2 separate regions of the Mus musculus genome follow, and region 2 is linked to region 1. The links are chromatin loops, found by intact Hi-C in ENCODE. Cell type or tissue: left cerebral cortex. All regions are shown on one strand.

What was found. Hi-C counts contacts between places; a loop is a spot of excess contacts. Peaks named below come from ENCODE experiments on the same cell type or tissue, not always from the same donor. Only the 100,000 strongest peaks of a DNase experiment are listed, where the experiment ranks them.
Region 2: a loop joins it to region 1, with 2.4 times the contacts of the local background. A loop is called at or near these places in 1 of 42 quality-filtered maps.

Annotation. Positions count from the first base shown.
Region 1 is chr2:168,738,754-168,746,753 of GRCm38, reverse strand. Atp9a (ATPase, class II, type 9A) reads left to right here and starts at 4,954. Exons shown (of 28, transcript NM_015731.3): 1 at 4,954-5,072. The coding sequence starts at 5,005. In left cerebral cortex, CTCF peaks have their summits at 2,139 (motif pointing right), 3,853 (motif pointing right), 5,295, 7,690 (motif pointing right) and 1 weaker place; DNase peaks (open chromatin) are centred at 4,488, 5,332, 5,880, 7,212 and 1 more place; H3K4me3 peaks cover 1,994 bases; H3K27ac peaks cover 1,357 bases.
Region 2 is chr2:168,246,662-168,254,661 of GRCm38, reverse strand. No RefSeq gene overlaps it. Among named protein-coding and RNA genes, the nearest start is that of Mocs3, 20 kb to the right of the region's middle. In left cerebral cortex, CTCF peaks have their summits at 1,904, 4,208 (motif pointing left) and 5,568 (motif pointing left); DNase peaks (open chromatin) are centred at 658, 1,809, 4,210 and 5,592.

The DNA of each region.
Region 1 (8,000 bases):
CCCAGAAATTGCTGTAGATCATGCTTGTGACACTCTGGCTGATTCTGAGCAACAAAATAATGCTTTTGCAGAAGAGTGACCTGCCCTGTGTTCAAGGCCATCAGGATTGAGGCATGGAGACCTTGCAAGTCCATCCAAGAGGTTGGGCAGCTTGTACTTTGGTTTTTTTGTTTTTAATTATGAATCAAGCCTCGGGGAAAACCGCTCCTAGCATAGCTAACACTAAGGATTTCAAAACAGAGAAAAATGAACTTCCAAGAAACTGGACTTCTGCCTCACCCTATAGCCCTCCAGCTAAGCAGAACACTTAAATTACATACTATCAGGAAGATTGAAATGAATTTACAAACTGGTGGGAAACATAGCTGATGCCCACAGGGCAAACCTTTAGTGGGTGGGACCATCTGCATTTCCATGGCAGCCATTTATAACAAAATAGCCCAAAGCTAACTCAGGTCTAGGTTATCCCAGCTGATGGACAAGGTAGGATATCCATTCTCTCGGGGTCTCCTGCGAGCTTCCAAAAGACCCTTCCAAGGACAGTTTCTCTTTCCTGTTGAGTCTAGCATCTTAGTGCCTGGACTGTTCCAAGCAGGCCCTTAGTGAGAACAGTGAGATGGAATCCTACCTTGGATTCCCCTGCACTTCCTGGAACACTTTCTGGAAACAACAGTATTGTAGATTAAAGCCAGGTGTGGGTCCACACCCATAATCCCCACTCTAGGAATTGAGGAAAAAGGTAAATTCAAGGCTAGTCTGGCTGGCTGTATGATACTGAGTGTAAGAATGTAGATTCTGTAGCTATCCGGCCTGGCCCTATAAACACTGCTTTCCAAAGACAAAAGAGCGGGATTGGGTTATTAAAAGGTAAACATGTGTCCCAAACTTCTGATCCTAGCATTGGGGAGGCCCAGTGAGGGTTGAACACCTTTAATCCTAGCACTTGGCAGATCTCTGTGAATTCAAAGCTAACGTGGTCTACAGTTGAAGTTCCAGGACAACCAGAGCTACACAGAGAAACCCTGGCTTGAAAATAAGTTGAAATTAGCTCCTACTATATATATAGGAACTCAGAGAGATCTGCCCGCCTTTGTGCCCCGTAAGTCTGTGATTAAAGGCATATACCACCATGCCCTCCTCAAAACATTTAAGAAAGTTCTACTTGTTTTTATTACTCACGAGGGTGTGTGTGTGAGCCAGTTGTGAGTGTGGAGGTCAGAGGAGACTCCGTGGCAGCTGAACCTTTCCTCCCGCCTAGATCGGGGACGTTCAACTCCGGCCCTCCAGGCTTGGTGGCAAACACCTTTAACTGCTGAGCTGTCTAGGTAGCTGTCATTTCATGTGCATGTGTGTGCGCACGCACGCGTGCATATGTGTGTCTGCTACTGTGCAAGGTGGTGTCTGCTTAAGAGTGTGTGCATGTGTGTGTGTACGCGAGCGCACACACGTACACATCTTCGAAAGCGCCCATATGAATGGCGTGGGTCAGAGGATAGCCCCGGGGAGTCTTCTCAGTAACACCTTTACATGGGCGTGGGACCTAGATGACTGTTCAGCCACAGTCTGCCTTCGCCTGAGCCAGCTCATTAGTCAGATCCAAAAAAGAGCATGTAAGCAGCCTACTGCATGGGGGTCCACTTAGAGCTCAAAGCTCTGTGGCCTGAAGGAAGAGGCTCAGGTATATTCCAGTTCATACCTGTTGCTATCCATGGAGGGATTCATGTGAGTCACGGGAAACCTGCTGGCTGCCATTTCTGATGTCTGGAAAGCAAGAGTGGACTGGACCAGCTTATTTGAAGATCTTTCTTTTTTATAGCTTTTTTTTTTTTTTTTTCTGAGACAGGGTTTCTCTGTGTAGTTCTGGCTGTCCTGGAACTCACTCTGTAGACCAGGCTGGCCTCAAACTCAGAAATCTGCCTGCCTCTGCCTCCCAAGTGCTGGGATTAAAGGTGTGCGCCACCACGCCCGGCTTTTATAGCTTTTTTTTTTTTTGGCTTTTCCTCAGGACGATATTTTATTTTATTTTTCCATTTTTTATTCTTTTATAGCTTTTTTAAAAAAAATAATGTTCTTTCTCATTTAATTAATTAATTTTTTAATTTTTAAATTTATTATATGTAAGTACACTGTAGCTGTCTTCAGACACCCCAGAAGAGGGCGCCAGATCTCATTACGGATGGTTGTGAGCCACCATGTGGTTGCCGGGATTTGAACTCAGGACCTTCGGTCAGTGCTCTTAACCGCTGAGCCATCTCCTCAGCCCCTCAAAGATCTTTCTAGACACCCAGGAGTCAGAGACACCCAGCCCATTGAACGGATGGGGCTGGTTTCCTTTATTTTTTTGAGACAGGTTCTCGCCATGTAGCTCAGAATAGCCTGGAACTCCCCTTGTAGCCCAGGAGAGCCTCTAACTCATTGGATACCGAGGCTTTAAGTGTCTCTCTCTTCCAGAGAGTGGCTTATGAGAGTGAAACCTTTTAAAAAGAACTTTGTTTGTTTTAGGTGGGACTTGTACTTAATTCCAGCACTCAGGAGGCTGAGGCAGAAAAATTGGCTAGCCTGGGCTACCTATGGAGACTATGTCACACACAGGCACATTCTGCTGCCCTGGAGCCTTGCCCATACAGTGCGTCTGGCATGCATGCTAGCCCTGCTATTGCTCATGGCTGACTAATGTTCCTTCCAACGCTGCCTATCTGAGCTCTGTCACAGACAAGGAACTGGAGCCCTGCAGAGCATGGGGTCTGCCGGGAGGAGTTTCACAGCTGGAAGGTGCTGGAAGCCTCCAGGGTCCTGGCTGATCAGTTGCTCTTGCTACATTTTGGGTCCAGAGAGGGTATTAGCCATAGGAGCCAAGGGAGTGCCTGAATGTATGTGGGGCAGCATTTGCTTGGTGCTCCAAAGGGTTCCGGTAGCTGTGGCTCTGCTGTGACCTGACCCATATCCCGATGGATGACTGAGTGTGGAGCCCAGCCCTGCTCCCTGATGATGCCGTGGTTCTGTGCTGGCGGCTCGGAGTTCCTGTGCCTTGCTGGTGAAATGGGTTTAGTTATTTGGATTTAGTGGGGAGGGCTATTGGGACTTGCTGAAAGCTTTAGGATCTAGCTAAACTCAACTACAAGTCTATCTTTGGCTGGCTGGGAATGGTAGTACACACCTTTAATCCCAGCGCTAGTGTGGCAGAGGCAGGTGGATTTCTTTGAAGCCAGCCTGGTCTAGAGTTCCAGGTCAGGGCTATGTAGTGAGATCCTGTGTGAGGAGCTGGGGACAGATGTGGGTCCGGAGGTAGGATTTGCTCTCTTACTCTAATGGGTCTACCTATATGCACATACTGAGCTCTGTGTGCCATGGCACATATGGTGTGGTTGTGGTGGTGGTGGTGGTGGTGTGTGTGTGTGTGTGTGTGTGTGTGTGTGCGCGCGCGCGCGCGCGAGTGTACGTGTGTCTTGATGCTGCGGACAAAACCTAGGACCTGGCCCTGTTGCACCATTTTAGAAATGAAGAGGAAGAAGTAAGCCAGCCAGCTCAGCTGGTAGAAGAATAGTGTTTTCCCTCAAAAATACTTCTGATGCCTCCTTCCTTGGGGAATGTCTTTGGAATCTCAGTCACTTTTGTTATTTGTTTGGTATCCTTTCTCGATAGAGAAAATACTATAAAAGATAGGGACCCTGGCAGAAAACATCAGCAGAAACTGCCCCTCATAGTTCAGCATCGTTTATGGTAGTTACACGGTGTTACATCTTGAGGGACTTGACATACATACTCATTTTAAAAAAGATTTGTGTATTTTACTTTTTTTTTTTTTTTTTGCATATGTTTGAATCATATGCATGCAATACCAACGATGGCCACAAGAGGGCATCATTTCCCCTGGAGCTGGACTACCGACATTGATCAGCTAGCACAAGGGTGCTGGAAATCGAACCCAGGTCCTCTACAAGTGCAGCTGGTGAACATAACCAATGAACCATCTCTCTAGCCCTCTATATGCTGGTCGATTGATTATTTATTTAGAGACATCGTTTCTCTGTATATCCCTGGCTCATCAAGGCTCTGTAGACCAGGTTGGCCTTGAACTCAGCCTGCCTCTACCTCCCAAGTGCTGAGATCAAAGGCATACACCACCAAACTCAGCTCCTATGTGCTGGTTTTAAGGTTTGTTTTCATTATTCTTTTAAGTAGCATATGCCTGCGTGGGTGTATGCCACGTCAGCGCAGGTGCCCTCTCCGACCCCTTGGGGCTGAAGCTGCAGGTGTGTCAAGCAATGGTGGCTGCTTTTTAAATGCTGAGCTGTTCTCTGGCGCCCAGAGTGTTTTCATTTTCACAATATCCTTTTTGAGATAGAGAGAGACAGACTGACTGATACAGCCTTTGCATGCGATCACTGTGTCTGGGTGAAGGCTGCTGTGACTCTGTTATTATGATTTAGGAATGCAGCTGGAGAGAGGGGTGGGATTGATGCCACAGGGTGTGTGGGGGTCCGAAAACCTGCCCACCTTCTCCCCCCAACCCCGGCCCGAAACTCGGGGGACCCCAGCGCGAGGCGCAGGTTGCAGCAGAGGAGGCAGGCTGTGCGCGCGAGTGGCCGCGGCGTGGAGGTGGGGTGAGCAGGGCGGGGTGAGTGCGCGCCGCTCGGAGCGAGCAGGAGAGAATGCCCGGGGTGGGGTGAGTGCGGCGGGACGCGCGCTCGCGCTCGCGCGCACGGACACGGCGGGGGGCGCGTGGCCGGGGGGAGGCGCGCGTGGGGGGCGCGCGGCGCGGGCGGGGACACTGCGGCGGCCCCGGGCGGCGGGCGGGCGCGCGCGTGGGCGCAGCGCGGAGCGGGGCCCATGGTGCGGCCGTGTCCGTCGGTCGGGCCGCGCGGGCGGCTCCGCGCGTGGCCCGGCGCTCGCGACCTCGCCCCTGCGCTGCGGGCCCGGCCCGCCCGCTGCCGGCGCCTTCTCCCCCTGCCCCGGGGCGGCGCGGAGGCCGCGGGGAGCGCAGGGGGCGCGGCGGGCGGCGACATGACGGACAGCATCCCGCTGCAGCCCGTGCGCCACAAGAAGCGGGTGGACAGTAGGCCGCGCGCGGGGTGAGTGGCCGGGCCGTGGGCAGGGAGGAGGGGACACCTGCCGCGGCCCCCGGGAGTCCGTCCTGGCAGGCGGGGGACCCCGCCAGGGGCTGGGGGCGGGGGCAGGCTCGATCCCCTGGGGACAGAGGTCGAGCTGGAGAGAATGCAGAGTCCCAGGCCGCGCCTCCAGCCGCCAATCGGAGCCCCTGGGGGTGGGACCTGGGAGGTGCGTTTCTAGGGCCGCGCAGGTAAGGCGCTGCGGCTGGGCGGGGCCTGCGGCGCCGTCTCTCCGGTTCCCTGTAGCTCGGCCGTGGGACGCCGGAGCTGGGTGGGGCTGCTGAGCAGGTATCAGTGTAGGAAGGAGAGATGCCAGCTGCCATCTTGTGGGCTCTTTGTGCCTGGCTTCCCCGAGGCCTCAGTTCGGAGGCTCTACTCAATTCTACCGAGTGGGAAACGGAAACGGAAAGCCTGGGGGTGGGGGCGGGGGCGGGAAGGTACTGGAACACGGTTCCCACATTTCCTGCTCCACACTTCCTGCGGGTGGTGTTTGTTGGCTTTTTAAATTGTTTTGGGGTTTGATGGTGCTAGGGACCAAACCCGGTCCTCCAGCCTGTTAACCATTCTACCACTGAGCTACACGCCCCCCCCCCATCCCCCAGAATATAAGTTTTTATGAAGACACTTCGTCAGAGCTCTGTGTGGAACCCTACCCCAACCCCTGCAATAAACACTTTAATTAGTAAGATAAGTAGACTGTAATGTGCCGCGGTTGATTCGTGTCTCCTTGTTAAATGCAGGGACTGTGCCAGGTGATTCTTAGGAAAAACCTGACTTAAACAAGGTCTGCCTAATAGGTGTGCAGGTGTAGGAGTTTACCTGGGGAACTTGAAGCCCACCCCTGACCTCATTTTAGACTATGAAATGAGAATCTGGGGTCTCGACGGTGGCCTCTGTGCTCACAGATTCACCCACCTGCTGAATTTTGAAATGTGAAGAATGGAAATGACCTGTATCCTGATGGTGCCAGCTTGCCCTCCGTGGTCCCGGGCGATCCTTTATGTAGTTACCTGGTATTGGGCGCGGTACACAAACAATGGGGGAGGCACTGCGCGATGCTTGCGGGCTTCTTTGAGGGTTCTGAGGTCCTGTGCAAGGGATGGAGGCTGTGTGTGAGTCTTTGTTTCTTTCCCAGAGTTGGGGGTTGGGCTCAGACAAGAGTTGTGAAACGCTTGGCTGTATCCTCAGCTGCTTCTGCCTTTTATTTAAGTTGGGGGTCTCACTGAAATTCTTCTCCTGGCTCTGAATGTTCTCTGAGCACAGGAGAGACTTACTTGGGACACTCCTGCCTCAGCCACCTTGGTAGATTAGGTGGGATGGCATCCCGTGCCACTTGGCCTAGCCTTTGTGTCTTTCCGAAGGCCCCCTGCTGATTTTAAATGGCGGTCTTGGTTGAGGGCCTGGGTCAGTGCATATCAGAAGAGTGTGAGCATAAGTTAAAGTTTACAGGATAGAATGTGCTTTGACTTTCAGAGGCCTGGAGAGAGGAGAGCAGATAATTTTATATTTAAAAAAAAAAAAATCATGGGTGGCAGTGGTGGCACATGTCTTTAATCCCAGCACTCAGGAGGCAGAGGCAGGGCCATCTCTGTGATTTCAAGACCAACCTAGTGTACAGAGCAAGCTCCCAGACAGCCAGAGCGACACAGAGAAACCCTGTCTCGAAAAACAACAAACAGGCTAGAGAGATGGCTCAGCAGTTAAGAGCACTGACTGCTCTCCCAAAGGTTCTGAGTTCAAATCCCAGCAACCACATGGTGGCTCACAACCATCTGTAATGGGATCTGATGCCCTCTTCTGGTGTCTCTGAAGATAGTTACAGTGTACTTACATACATAAAATAAAAAAAAAAGAAAAAAGAAAAAAAAAGAAAGAAAAACAACAAACAAAAATCACTTGGATATGGTGGCCCAGGTCTGTAATCCCCGCAGGGGCAGAGGCCAGAGGCCAGAGGCCAGAGGCAGAAGCAGGTGGATCTCTGGTGAGTTTGAGGCCATCCTGAGTTCCTGAGTAACAGTGAGGTCCCGTGGAGATGGCTCTGAAGAGAGATGTTTACTGCTGAGCGTGGTGACCTGAGCTGGTCCCCTGTGACACAGGTGGATGCAGAGAACCAGCTACAGCAGGCTGTCCTCTGACCTCGGCATACACACGTGGTGTTTCCCTGCACCCAGACATACATAAAGGAAATCATTTCTATATTGTTTTATTTCAAGTCTGATTTATGAGCTGGAGAGATGGCTCAGCAGCTCAGAGCTTGTTGCCCTTATATAGAACCCGGGTGTAATTTCTGTCAGCTCCCTCCATGGTGGCTCTGAAGTCCTCTCCTGACGTCTGTGAGCCCCAGGCCCCTGTGCTCATAGGTACACATGGCACATGTAACATACGCATAGGCATGCATGCACTCCCCCTCCCACTGAGACATATACCGACCCCCACATGCTTGCATGTGTGCATACATACACCCCACACATACACACACACACACAAATGAAAAATAAAGATTGGCTTATTTTTATTTTACATGTGTGGGTGTTTTCTGCATGTGGTGTGTGTGTGTACACCATGTCTGCAGTGCCCCCAGAGGCCAGAAGAGGGCATCTCTTATTAGCCAAGTCTCATTAACCAAGGCTAGCTATCCTCAAACTCACTATGTTGCCACTGTTGGCCTAGAATTCCTGATCCTCCTGCTTCCAACTCCCCAGTGGTGGGATTATAGGTGTGCACCACCTGTCTGTTTAAAACTAATCTTTTTCTTTAAAAACTAAAGCAAAGGTGGGTGATGTAGCAAATACCTTTAACCCCAGCATTTGGGAGGCAGAGGCAGAGCAGGAGGATCTGAGTTCCAGGCCAGGTAGGTCACAATTTTTTTTGGTTTTTCGAGACAGGGTTTCT
Region 2 (8,000 bases), 490 kb after region 1:
CACCACTCCAGAGAGTCCCCACAGTGCTTCCCAGGGCTAACACCAGAAAAGTAGGCAGGAAACCAGAATGAGTGTTTGGCATCTCTCCCTGCAACCAGAGGAGCATGCACAGTGAAGCTAGTTCCCTTCACCAGAGAGTTAACAAAGGGATGCACTACTGGCATGTGGTCTTTGGGGTTTGTTTGGGGTTTTTTGCTTTGGGCTTTCTGGTTGGTTGGTTGGTTGGTGTTGTTTTCCAGACAGGGTCTCACGTAGCCTTAGCTTGCTATGTTGGTGAAGCCAGCCTTGAACTCCCCAACCTCCTTCCTCCACCTCCCAAATGCTAGGATCACAGTGGAGAGCCACCCTGCTCAGTTGAAGGTCCAGTTCTGAAGAACAGATTCTATTGGCCGACATTGGCGATAGGTCTATGAAACTGGAGGAAGCAACAGTGGGTGTGGTCCTCAGGAAATGCCCGAGGGGTAGCAGATGTCAAGGGTACTCTTAACTGTTGCTCCAGGAGCAGACAGCCACAGTGGAAGGTCTGGTCACCTAACAGCAGAGAGGCGGGGGTGAGGGCCGGGAGGGGCACCAGTGTCAGCTTCAGCTGAGTTTTCATGGCACCATGAAGGCTTTCACGCATGCTCCATCTGCTGGCACCCCAGCTGCTAATTGCCGATGCATGTTCACACCTCAATAGCAGACTTGGCAAAAGCAACCTGAGAGCTTTTCATTAGCACTTAGAAGACAAGCTGCTCGGCCTCTCTCTGTTACTCAGCCTCCCAGTTATGTTCTTCCAACCCCTCCCCCATACCCCCACCGCTACCCATCTCCCCCTGCCCCCATTCTCCCCCCCTTACCCGTTACCCATACCCCCTCCCTCCTTGACCCCTGGAGTCTCTCCTCTATGAAGCTAAGCACAGCGGTATATGAAGGGGCTGAGTGGCCCTACCTCTGCCCCTCGGGAGCTGGGTGGCCTTGAGTTGCTTACTTAACTTCTCTAAGCAGTATTTTCTCATATGGAAAAGAGAGGTAACAGACTAGATCTGGAGCTCGGTTGGCAGAGCTCTTGCCTAGCACGCATGACGTTCTAGGTTCAAGCCCCCGCATCTCGTAAAGGATGTAGTGGTTAGAGCGTGTGTGTCCTCTTAGCGATTGAGAGGGGAAGGTGTGTGTGTGTGTGTGTATGTGTATGTGTGTGTGTGTGTGTGTGTGTGAGAGAGAGAGAGAGAGAGGGAGAGGGAGAGGGAGAGGGAGAGGGAGAGGGAGAGGGAGAGGAGGGAGGAGGGAGGAGGGAGGAAGGAGGAAGAAAGGGGGCGGGCCATGGAGACTCTTCTCCAAGGACCAAAAGGTGGGGACATGAAGGAAAGTGAGATTCACTGTAAAGTGCTTGTCAGAGGAAGTAGCAACTGTTTCCAAAACTACTGGTTTGGGAAGGACCACTCTGTTCCCAAGTGTCCTAAAACTGCTTTAAAGGAGAAAGGTTGCGATGAGAGAGCTAACTTGAAAACGAGTCAGTTTTAAGTTCATACAATTGAAACGCCCGTGGTCCTGCACCAGCCTCTCACACAGCGGGGTGCCACAGGCCGTGAGGAATCCCGCCAATTTTACAATTTCCACCGTGTTCATCCACTCTTGCGTTCCTCACGTCGATCACTGACAGCTCAAGACTCATGGTGATGGCATGGCTGCCACAGGCCCAGACGTTCACCTTCTCAAGACCAAATCTAAGAGGAAAAACAAAGAACTAAGATAACCCCTAAGCCCTGAGATTTGCTCTGACCAGAAAGGCTTAACCATGTGACCAACCCTGAGCCAATCAATGAGGACCTGAGGTGGCAACGGCCCATATCCAGGGGATGGGGGGTGGGAGGTACCTGTGGTCTGAAAGCACACAATGCCTCTCTATCGCCCTCTGTGGAGAGAGGTTGACATTGCACCAAGTGACTAAGTGTAAAGGCCAGGTGTATAGAGGAATTCTGTTCTAGACCACAACGATGGCGTTTACTGAATCATACACTTGCCTGGCAGAAGCTGTAGTAAGAGAGAAACACGTAGTTGCAGCCAGGAACAAGCCTTTAGCCCCATCTTTGGCCTCCCTTCCTGATTCACAGACCAAACAGAAACCACAACAGGGTACTCAAGCTACAAAATCCTCAAAGGTCACTTTGCCTGGGATAAGGAATGCTGCTTGGGTGTGACTTATTTCCAAGGAACTAATGGGCAGAAAACTTGGTCCTCCAAGTCGCCATCTTGTGAAGCAGTAGCTCCTAGAAGTGTGTAGGTCACGGGGTCTTCCCTTAGCAGGGCTATAGCAGCTCTCATGAGACCCCATTCAATTCCCATAGGAATGAAGCGTTATAAAGAGCAGGTCTGACCCACCCCTCCTCTCTGACCTCCTTACCGTGTGATCTCTCCGTCTTCCACATACAGTTGGCATGATGCCATCCACCAAGGTGTGACCTAGCCACGTGGGTCTCTCCTCTGAACATAGCCCATGATGGCACCGTGCCCTTGAACCTCCAAAACTAAAAGCCAAATAATTTCTTTTCAAGATATAAGAGCCAACTTCAGGGAATTTTCTCATAGCAACAGGAAGCAGGCTGGTTACACCTAACTCTACAGGTACAGTCGCTGTCCCTAGTTTACTGAGGAAGCCAGCACAGGTCTGTAGTCAGCATATGAGTGTGTGGAGGCAGGAGGCTGGAAGCCATTGCTGAGGCTGAGGTGGGTCGCATCCAAATGCCTGCGGGTCCCTTTATGGTCAAGTCGGTACACAGGGCCAGTCTTCTCACTATGTAAGTCAGCATCCCACACTCAGACCAAACACCTCAGAGGACAAGCTTGGAGGAGGGACGGTCTCTCTCTGCTCATGATTTCAGAAGTTTTCATCCATACTATGTGGCCCGTAGCTTTAAGCCTGTTGCAAAGCCATGGCTAGAATTGGGGGGTGAGGGAGATGGGGAGCAGGACTGCTCACTTCAAGGTAAGAGGACAGGGGAGAGTGGGGAGAAAGCAAAGGAGAGAGAGTAGAGACAGTCAGGGAGAGATTTCTGCCTGTGGTAGCACATGCCTAGATTGCCAGCACCCATGATCTGAGGCAGGAGAATTACTGAGAGTTCGAGCCCAGCCTGGGCTACCTAATGAGCTCCTGGCCAGTCTGAGATCTGTCCAAAACAAAAACAAAATTGAGTGTCTGCCAGCAACAGCTACAGGTACAACTGAGTCTCCCCAGCTGTCCCTGGGCTCAGTCAGTATTGCTGTCACTGCCTGCTGTCTTGGCTGCTGCAGCTTCTAGGGGACCTGATCCTCCCTAGAGTAGAAAATTAACCCCCTCTCCTACCACTGCCTCTTCCCAAAGTAGGGAAGTGCATGGCACCCAGAGAGAGCCCCTGCTGCTTTGCCCCATCTATAAGACTTCCTCTCTCCTTCACCTCCCTATGCCTGCCCTGGTTTTATATAAACCCAGGAAGAGGGAGGGGTTTGCATGTGAACATACCATGGGCTTCTGTGCTGCAAATTTTATGTCAACTTGCCACAGGCTAGAGTCATCTGAGGGTAGGATACCTCAATTAAGAGCGGTTAAGAGCACTGACTGCTCTTCCAGAGGTCCTGAGTTCAATTCCCAGCAACCCCATGGTGGCTGACAAACATCTGTAATGGGGTCTGATGCCCTTTTCTGGTGTGTCTGAAGAGAGCAATGGTGTATTCATATACATGAAATAAATAAATCCTATTTTTTAAAAATGCCTCCATATGATAGGACTGTAGGTAATCCTGTAGTGCATTTTCTTAATTAGTGATTGATGGGGGTGGGCCCCACCCATTGTGGGTGGTGCCTTCTCCATTGGTGGTCCTAGGTTCTATAAGAAAGCAGTCTGAGCAAGCCATGATGAACAGGCCAGTAAGCAGCACCCCTCCGCGGCCTTTCCATCAGACTCCTGCCTCCAGGTTCCTGCCCTGTTTGAATTCTTGCCCTGACTTCCTTCAATGATGGACTGCTATGTGTAAACCAAATGAACCCTTTCCGCTCCAATTTGTTTCTTGGTCATGGTGTTTCATTCGTAGCAGCAATGAAAACACAAATTAAGACGTCTTCCTTGATCCGTAACTGATCTGCATGTTCCCCCTCCTCCCTCTCCAGTGCTCCGTATCCTAATGGACCTGGACAGCCAATGGGTCTGAAGCGCACCTGTGGAGCCAGTGCATTAAGGGCTTTCCTTGTCCTCTACTGCCACCTGCTGGTAGTTTTCAGAGTTACAACATGGGACAGGTCAGGCTGCTTGTAAATAGCCAGATTCCATACACCGCTTTAAAAGTAGTAGGAGCTGTTTTATTGCTTGTTTCTGTTTTTAAGAGAGCATCTCGTGTAGTCCAGTTGGGCCCAAAACTCACTACATAAGGGAGGCAGAGGCAGGCGGACTTCTGAGTTCGAGGCCAGCCTGGTCTACAAAGTGAGTTCCAGGACAGCCAGGGCTATACAGAGAAACCCTGTCTCGAAAAACCAAAAAAAAAAAAAAAAAAAAAACACCTTGGACTTCCGATCTTCCTGCCTCTACCTCCCTTGTGTGCACCGCACCCAACTCTTGGCAGCTCTTTGTTTTTGTGCCCTGCTGGAGGCTGGGGAAAGTCTGGCCACCACTCACAAGCATACCACTTCCTCAGTTGGCTTTCTTTCTAACAGGCTGGGCCCACTTCCATTTAGAAGTCCGCCCCAAACTAGGGCCTGTGCGAGCTTTACCCAGCTCTGAGAGACCTGAGACATCTCTTCCATGATCACCTCTGGAAGCTGATTTTCACCTCCTTACAAAAGACACTACCAACCTGCCCGCCCTGCCCCTCCTAACCCCATTGTCTTTCCCCTTACTTGCTCTTTCCTACCTGTTACCACAGCAGAACGTGAGCCCCCACCCTCTCTGCACCTACTGACCGTCACTCTCCCACTTGAGGGTAGGGTTTATCAAGTGTCCCTTTCTAGCCAAGTATGACTGTACAGGCCTACAATCCTAGCATGGGACAAGTAGAAGATGAGGATTTTAAGTCTGTTTTCAGCTACAAATCAAATTCAAGGCCAACCTGGGCTACACACAGAAGACCCAGTCTCAAAAAACAAACAAACAAACAAAACAAAACAAAAACAAAAACAGGGGCCTGGAGACATGGTGCAGGAGTTATGATCGCCAGTTGCTCTTTCAAAGGACCTGGGTTCGGTTCCCAGTACCCACGTGGTGGCTCACAACCATCTGTAACTCTAGTTCCAGAAGACCCAGTACTTTCTTCTGGTCTCTGCTGGCACTGGGTACAAACATGGTACACAGATATACATGCAAGCAAAACACTCATGCCCATAAAGTAAAATAAATAAGAAATAAATAAAACATATCTTTGAGCTTGAATATAGGTTGTACAGTTCAATGGTAGAGCACATGCCTAACACATAGTAGGGCCTAGGTTAAATTTCTCCCTCCAAGTGCTGGGATTAAGGGTGGAAAGTGTGTTGTTTTATTTTTTTTTTTTTAAAGAGACATAAACAGTATTTGAGGGGACCTAATGACAAAAATTTCCTAGTGACCCAGCACCCCCTGCTGGTGGGTGAAGCACAGCCAAGACTCCACTTTCCATGCCGCCAACCTAACCACAACCACTGCCTGTCAATCACAAGGCCTAGGACCCCTCCTTCCTCTAAAAACAAGGACAAGCCACTTTCGCTGGGCATGGTGGTGCACTTCTTTAATCACAGCACCCTAGAGGCAGAGGCAGATGGAGCTCTGGGTTTCTGGCCAGCATAGACTAACTGGCAAGTTCTAGGCCAGCTAGGGCTTATATAATGAGACCCTGCCTCAAAAAAAAAAAAAAAAAAAAAAAAAAAAAGTCTCAATGAAACCCATTGTTTGGCATACTAGCCAAAAAGCAATCTTTAATTTAAAGGACCAGCTGGAACCAGCTGAAAGTCAGAGCATCAGGCCAAGATGAGCAGGGTGGGCCACTGGGCACAAGTCGATGCTTGAGAAGTGATGGGGTATACCCTGGGCATGTTGGCATGAGATGAAGACACAGTAAGCAGATCCCTGCCAGCTCTCCACCTGATACCCTGATTCTGGACACTCCTACACTTCCGGTCACAGCTGCTGCCTGCCTGGTTCCCTCAGAAACCACCTCAATAAATGAGAAAGGAGATACAAAGTCCCTTAGACGGCCCAATGCCACCCTGAACCTGCCAATCTTCTTGGGCAGGAATTGTCCCCTTGGCAGCCACCTCAGACATGTGTCTCTCACATTTCCCAGTCCCGTGCCATGCCTGGGGGTGGCTTAGTGGTTCTGACGCCTAAAGAAAGCATTTGCCACCATCCCCTCTGCTCCTGGCGACAGCAGGCTTCATTTCTGCAGTCTTAAGATGACAAGAGAGGCTGGTGCCAAGGGATGTAAAAGCTGCTGTCACCCGCTGCTGTCACCCTCGGGTGCCAGCTTTCCTTGACAGTGAATGAAGTGACTGGCAGTGGCAGGTGGAGACCCTCAGACCTAGTGACCCAAGCAAGAGCCTGGGGAGACCCCGTGCATAAAAGTGGCAATCACCAGGAGAATTGGGGAGTATGGAAACCCCAAGGACAACAATTGTGCTCCCAGAGACTGGGGATAAAAAAAATGGGAGTAAATTGAAACCCAATTTGGGGGCTTGAAGCAGCTGGAACTCTGCTCCCATGATGTCTTTTGTCTGTGTGTCTCACATTTGTAGTCTCATTCTTCTCTGGAGAACTGAGAGGGGCAACATTTGTTTCTTTGCTTGTTTGTTTCTTTGTTTGGTTTTTAGTAAGGCCTGCCTAGGCTGGCCTGGAGCCCTCTACCCTCCTGCCTCAGCCAGGGCCTCCCGGTGTTGGAATCACAATTGGGCACAGCAAACCAGCTATTGTTGGGGGGGGGGGCTGTTTGTTTGTCTGTTTTAGATAGGGTTTCACGGTGTAGCCCCTGCCACCCTGGGACTCACTATGTTGCTCCGGCTGCCTACGTAGATCCTCAGGCCTCTGCCTGAGTACTGAGATCAAAGGCGTGCACCACCACACCTGGCTGTGTATGCACACGTGTGAGCATGTGCATGCTACACCTGTGTTAAAGTCGGAACACAGCTTTCTACAGTTAGTTCTCCCCTTCTGTCACCTGTGTCCTGGAGACTGAGCTCAAGGGGCCAGGTCTGGAAACAAGCACCTTGCCTTAGTTAGGGTTCCTATTGCTGTGGCAAGAACACCATGACCAAACACAAGTTATTCGGCTCACACTTCCACATCAGTGTTCATCCCCAAAGGAAGTCAGGCAGGAACGCACACAGAGAAGGAAGCTAGAGGCAGGCGCTGATGCAGAGGCCATGGAGGGATGCTGTTTACTGGCTTGTTCCCCATGGCTTGCGCAGCCTGCTCTCTTATAGAACCCAGGACCACCAGCCTAGGGATGGAGCCAACCACAGTGAACTGGGCCCTTCCCTAGCAATCACTAATTGAGAAAATGCCTTACAGCTGGAGCTCATGGAGGTCCTCCCTCAACTGAGGCTCCTTTCTCTCTGATGACTCTAGCTTGTGTCAAGTTGACACCCAAAAGCAGCCAGTACACCACCTTTACCTGCTGAGCCATCTCAGCCGCCCCCTTTAGATATTTTTCTTTTGAGACAGGGTCTCACTACTTGACCAGACTGGCCTTGAACCCACTGGGTAGACCAGGCAGCCTCTGAACTTGTGGTCTTCCCTTGGCCTTGGCCTTGGCCTTGGCCTTGGCCTCTACTGTGGATTTTTAATACTTTTCATCTTTGACATCTTTGGACCTTGCAGACTCAGAGCGGTGTTAGCCAGGCTGGGCAAACAGAAATCAACTCATTGAGAGCTGGTTTTTCTCCAGGAAAACCACCCTAGAGCCCACACAACAACCACATCTTTGTGGGTCCCCATTATACATCTCCCTAAAGTCACCGTCACTCCAGAGTCACCAGGCAGCTACTATGAGCCCCATACCCCAGAGTCACCATGTAGGTAGGGTAG